Regions from separate parts of the Homo sapiens genome. Here region 2 is linked to region 1. Evidence: chromatin contacts called from ENCODE Hi-C or POLR2A ChIA-PET data. All regions are on one chromosome and are shown on one strand. Each heading gives the region's core, a stretch centred on a gene start or an enhancer-like site at or near the end of the contact. The rest is flanking DNA. Distances are from core to core; before and after follow the strand shown.

Region 1 (3,084 bases), core at 444-2,943:
CTCTTTTCTCACCCTACTGTCATGCCACCACTCACATACACAAACATACACCAAATCAAACAGGTAAAGAGAAATCCACAACCTCTATTGGCTCATGGCTTGAAATGTAATAAGATTGAAAACCTATACCTAAATTGAGTATTTTTAATGAGACTTCCTGCATGTTTCAATTTGCATTTTTAAATTAGGGCATGAAACTAGTGATAGCATCAAAATAAGACACCTATAAAGCTGTTTTTATTTTTAATAATCCCAATGATTTTTAAAACAAACATATATGAGAAAGGAAGAGAGAGGAAAGTAATAGGATAAAAGGAAAAGTTAATTTTCACATTGTATTACTCCATTTTCACATTGCTGAAAAGACATCTCTGAGACTGGGCAATTTACAAAAGAAAGAGGTTTAATTGGACTTACAGTTCCATGTGGCTGGGGAGGCCTCACAATCATGGTGGAAGGCAAGGAGGAGCAAGTCACATCTTACATGGATAGCGGCAGGCAAAAAAGAGAGCTCGTGCAGAGAAACTCCCACTTTTAAAACCATCAGATCTCATGAGACACATTCACTGTCATGAGAACAGCACAGGAAAGACCCGCCCCCATGATTCAATCATCTCCCATCAGGTCCCTCCCACAACACATGGGAATTATGAGAGCTACAAGATGAGATTTGGGTAGGAGCACAGAACCAAACCATATCAAATATGTTAGTTACAGGCCATGTAGACATACACCTAGAGGCTAGTGCTAGCTAATATCTGTGGTGACACGAGACTAATCAACCAAGAGTAAGTTGTTTTTGTTTATCAGTATATTAATAAAGTGATTATTTTTATTATTTCAGTGCATGCTTCTAACTCTATACTAGTCACTAATGAACTTTTAAACCATTTAGGGATTTTATAAGTGAATTTTATTGTCACTGTTTTCTATTTCATAAAAGAGACTATGGTAATTACTCTAATTAAAGAATATATTTTTTTCTTAATGAAAGGAACAATTAAGCTTGCAAATAGAAGGCCAGCCAGAAGCATTAATCATTCATTTGCCAGGTGTGGTTTGTTGTTGTTTTAATTTCCTGAGAAGGAAAGACTAAATACAGAATTCATATCAGTTACTTGTGAAGTTTACACCCATCTTTTAAAGAAATAATTTGTCAAACCATTCTTCATTCATCCAACAGTAGTGTTGCTAACAAAAAGAGTTTTTTTTTTTTTCAAGCCGGAGTCTCACTCTGTCACCCAGGCTGGAGTGCGGTGGCACGATCTTGGCTCACTGCAACCTCCACCTCCCGGGCCCAAGCAATTCTCCTGCCTCAGCCTCCCGAGTAGCTGGGATTACAGGTGCCTGCCACCATGCCCGGCTAATTTTTGTATCTTTATAGAGACAGGGCTTCACCATGTTGGCCAGGCTGGTCTCAGACTCCTGACCTCAGGTGATCTGCCTGCGTTGGCCTCCCAAAGTGCTGGGATCCCAGGCGTGAGTGCCCGGCCGACAAGAAGAATTTTTAAACTTCCCAAATTTTAACCTTTTTATTGTCCATTTTTACATGAAAGTGATTAATGTACTGATTTAAAAACAAAAAAAAATTTCCCTCTATTTTAAAGGTCCCTCTTTAAAGCTTCTAGCTCAGCAAGTGCTGTTCGAGATGAGACTTCTAAACATTAGAATTAAACCTCCTAACTCACTTGCCTGCCCTCTCACTGACCTCGCTTCCTCCCACTTGTGGCCAGAAAACTCAAGATAGTAAATACAGAGCTGGGAGATCTAGGGACTTGGGGAAAAGCCTCCTATGAAAAACAGTTATTATTCATTTGTCCATTTGCACTATCAGATATTTTTCTTTTGAAACATAATCTCCTGCCTTCAACAAAAGAGACTATATTATATTATACACTGTATGCACTAGAGAAATTAAGATGACTGCCAAAGGACAGCACCACTTAAAAACCAAATTGTTTTTAATTGGTGTGAACTCGATGAAGACCTAAGGATAGTGGATTGGGAGATAAGCCAGTGAGGCTGTTTTACATTTGATAAAACTCTCATTTGGGAGACATAAAACAGATGTTTATTGTTTTTGCTATTAACCCTAGATGTCTAGATAGTAAAAAATTACACACGTGCATGCGCACATACATATATATATATATATATATATATATATATATATGTTTTAATTGAAGCATGATGCCTTAAAATAACTTTCAACCATTGCAACAAGTTCATGGGGCTTCAGTAGAATGGCCTTTCTATTTTATGTGCTTTTGGTATATCTTCTTGGTTCTGGAATGACATCAAATGCAAAGTCATTTATATTATAGACAAGCAGAGCTAAGAGTCTAGTTTGTGCATCATTTATATTCTAGATCTTATCTGGGGCTCGCTTTGAAAACACAAATCAAGTTGGCTACTTGTCATATTCCATAAGCTTATATATGTGAAAAGAGATGGAAACTAAGACCTAAAATAAGTTTGAGGATTATCTATAGATCTCAATGCGTTTGTATCTCTACCAAATGTTTTTTTCTATAGCAGGGGTTGGAAAACTACAGTCCACAGGCCAAATCCAGACCCTTCCATCAGCATCCCATCACACCCTTTTTAAAACTAAAGTTTTATTGGAACACAGCCACACTAATTTGTTTACATATTTCATTCCACAATGGCAGAGTTGAGTAGCTGCAACAGAGTTCACGCAGTCCGCAAAATCTAAAATATTTTCAATCTGTCCCTTTATAGAAAAAGCTGGCCAGCCCTTGCCCTGTTATAATGGTTCCTAAAGAGGGCTCTTTATAAGCAACAGAACCATAATCCTTACTGCATAGAAAAAGCTGGTAGGGTGCAGTTCTTTTTGAGATCTTGCCATCTTTCTGATTCGAAAACAAAGTTTGGTACCACACTATTAAAGAAGTATTATTCATCACACCATTGTCAAAGTTAGCAGGCTAATCATTTGCTTTTGTGTCTTCTTACATACAAAATAGTTGAGCATGCATTTTCCTTTGTGTCTGCATCTGTGTGATAAAATTAAATGCTTGTGTATCTGTTATGATTCTTGTCACAGGAGCCAGGTAGGTGGAT
Region 2 (3,195 bases), core at 149-2,648, 280 kb after region 1:
TACTTCTTAAGGGTCCTAGGATTTTCAGAATGGTAAATGGGCATCCGCTTCAACATCAAGTCACCAGCTACATTCGCCCCTAACAAGAGTGTCAGCCTGTCTGAAACTTTGAAGCCAGGCATTGACTTTTCCTCTCCAGCTATAAAAGTCCTAGATGGCATCTTCTTCCAATAGATAACTGTTTCATCTACACTGAAAATTTGTTGTGTTTAAAATAGCTGCCTTCACCAGTGATCTTAGCTAGATTTTCCGGATAACTTGCTGTAGCTTCTACATCAGCACTTCCTGCTTCAACTTGCACTTTTATGTTGTAAAGAAGGCTTCTTTCCTTAAACCTTGTGAACCAACTTCTGCTAGCCTCAAATATTTCCTCTGCAGCTTCCTCACCTCTTTCAGCCTTCACAGAACTGAAAAGAGTTAGGGCCTTGCTCTGGGTGTTAGGCTTTGGCTTAAGGGAATGTTGTGGCTGCTAAAACTTTCTCCATATCACTAAAACTTTCCCCATATCAGCAATAAGGCTATTTGCTTTCTCATCATTCATGCGTTCACTGGAGTAGCACTTTGAATTTCTTTCAAGAACTTTTCCTTTGCATTCACAGCTTGGCTGTTTGGCATAAGAGGCCTAGCTTTCAGCCTGTCTTGCCTTTCAATATGCCCTTAACTAAGCTTAATTGTTTTGAGCTGTTGATTTAAAGTGATAGAGGTGCGACTCTTCCTTTCACATAAGCACTTAGAAACCACTAAGTGCTTTAATTGCCCTAATTTCAATTATTTGTACTAATTTCAAATATTTGCCCTATTTTCAGATATTTTCAAATATTTGCCCTAATTTCAAATATTTGCCCTATTTCAATACTGTGTCTCAATGAATAGGGAGGCCCAAGGAGAAGGAGAGAGATGCGAGAATGGCCGATTGGTGGAGTAGTCAGAACACACACATATTTATCAGTTGTTTGCTGTCTTATACGGGCGTGGCTCATGGCACCCTAAAAGAATTTAAATAGTAACATCAAAGGTTAATCACAGATCGCCATAACAGACATAATAATTAAAAAGCTTGAAACAGTGTGAGAATTAGCAATATGTGACAGAGACATGAAGTGAGCGCATGGTATTGGAAAAACAGCAGACAGAATTCTTCAACACAGGGTTACCACAAACCTACATTAAAAAAACACACTATCTGCAAAGTGCGATAAAGCAAAGCACAGTAGAACAAGGTATGCCTATGCACACAGTGTAGCAATCAGAGCTGGCTAGGTTGTACATAGAGGTAAAATTCATTTTTTTGTTGGCTTTTTCTAAACAGAGCAGCAATTGACTGGAGTTACAGGGCTCCTCGAGTGTACTCTCCTGGCAAAGCTGCCCAAGGATGGGCAGAGACCCAGCACCTCACGATGGAGCCCAAGGGCCTCTGCAAGGAAAGGAGGTGAGAGCACGCAGAGCCACCACTCCGACTCCCCTGCCCTTTCTGTTCCGGCAGCTGCATTCCAAAGGCTAATGAGAACAAGGTGCAACATGGTTTAACAATTTTGATACATTCCTTAGCAAAACATAATTTCTTTAAAAACACATAGACTGCATTACAGTGACTCCATCAGGCAAGACACATGTCAGGGAAAAAGCATGAGAAAATTTGGCAGGTATGTCTAACGTGTCAATAAATTAAACAAAGTTTATTTTCACAAAACCAAATGGTCAGACTTGCTCATGGTTTCCTACCAAGAAGTAAGAATTACTCCCTAGAGACAGTAATCAAAGCACAATTAGACCAGGCCTGGAATTTTTTTAAATATACTATCCTTTCTTCACACATGATTGCACTTTCATTCTTAGCAGAGATCCTTAACTCAAAGAAATACTAATGGGCTTTTCTAGCTTTGGGTCCTTCTGTGATAATATGCAATCATAACACAGATTTTAAAAAAAGCAATTCATTTACAGCTACTACTACATATCCTTCACAATGTATCCATTCATTTATTCATTTAACAAATAATGGCATGGCCTATTGGGTTGGTCTTTTTCATACACAGACAAACAGAAAATCTTTTTTCCTAATAATGTCAAAATGTTTTAGCCCCTGGGCAGGAATTTATCACCCTTAGAATATTCCATTGAGGTCCTATTTGAGTAAAAGTTTTTTTAGTAAAATCAAACTATTTTAACAGGATAACTGTATTTTCAAAATGTAGTAAATGGTCAAAGAACAGAGAGACCAATCGAGGAAGGTAAACACAATTTTAAAACAAACCAGATTTAAGATGAATGATAGTATTTGCCACAGCAAATAAAATGGGAATTTGACCTTATGAAAAGAAGTGACATTTTTCCTGTAGCATAACAGAACTCAAGGAGTCTTCTCCAAAGGAGAAAAAAAAAAGGGGGGGCGGTTCCTCATCATCGTGTCTACAAAGACTGAAAGAAAAGTTTACCTGAAAATATCTACAAAATTCCAGAAAGATTCAATAGTAGGAAGCAAGGGGGCAAAGACTGTCACATACAGTTGTGCAGGTTGCATACTGCACAAGAGTGACACATCTAAGAGGGCACTGTTCACTTCAAAGACATTGTTAGGTTGTATATTCATTTTGACAATGTTTTGGGGACAACAGCAAAGGGCATTGTTTTAATAAAATCAGCATGACAATTTTCTGACAAATGGAAGTAAAATGTATTGAGGAAGGGGTGCCCGTTTCTAATTTGCATAAAGACTTCATGTGGGCTAGCTGTGTCCCAGATAAAGAAATGATGGTTAATAGATACAACACAATTCAGATGATTCCTTGGAACAAATTGCTGCATTGAATCAACTTTTCAACCCAATGCTTTGCACACAAGCACTCCATGAATGTTTATTAAATAAACAAAAAAACAGCAAAGTGATTGTCAGGCACAGTCCTCTCAGGTGATTAACAAGGATGTTACTGGAGACAGTGTCATGATTTCATTGCTATAGAAGCCAATTATCTCAGCACAGAGAAGAACTGGGAAACTTCAGATCTCACCCCTTCACCCAGGGAGAGCCGCATGTTTTCTCTCCCTCTTCCTCATACTCCAAGAACAAACTCCAAGATGACAGAACTGCAGGATGGCAACAGCCCTGATCACTTAGCCATGGCACAAAGGGAGCCTTCGATTTTTCATGATTAAGAAATCTTCATTATAACTGAGATTTCAGAGTTTATTTGTGAC

Evidence for each region. A loop is a pair of places that touch in the nucleus more often than their neighbours do. ChIA-PET counts read pairs that join two places held with the same protein, here RNA polymerase II (POLR2A).
Region 2: a map of cardiac septum shows a loop between it and region 1 (1.9-fold over the local background). The contact joins two enhancer-like sites. A Hi-C loop is called at or near these places in 1 of 168 maps with a recorded cell type or tissue (cardiac septum). POLR2A ChIA-PET finds 5 or more read pairs at or near these places in 2 of 52 experiments (OCI-LY7 and activated T-cell).

The regions. Positions count from the first base shown.
Region 1 is chr9:18,701,563-18,704,646 of GRCh38, forward strand. The region is part of intron 13 of ADAMTSL1 (ADAMTS like 1); the gene reads left to right. Among named protein-coding and RNA genes, the nearest start is that of MIR3152, 130 kb to the left of the region's middle. Within about 2 kb of position 1,694, at least 2 of the 41 ENCODE cell types and tissues checked have a DNase peak (open chromatin) inside an H3K27ac peak, as active enhancers do.
Region 2 is chr9:18,984,238-18,987,432 of GRCh38, forward strand. All of the region lies in intron 1 of SAXO1 (stabilizer of axonemal microtubules 1), which reads right to left. Among named protein-coding and RNA genes, the nearest start is that of SAXO1, 47 kb to the right of the region's middle. Within about 2 kb of position 1,399, at least 2 of the 41 ENCODE cell types and tissues checked have a DNase peak (open chromatin) inside an H3K27ac peak, as active enhancers do.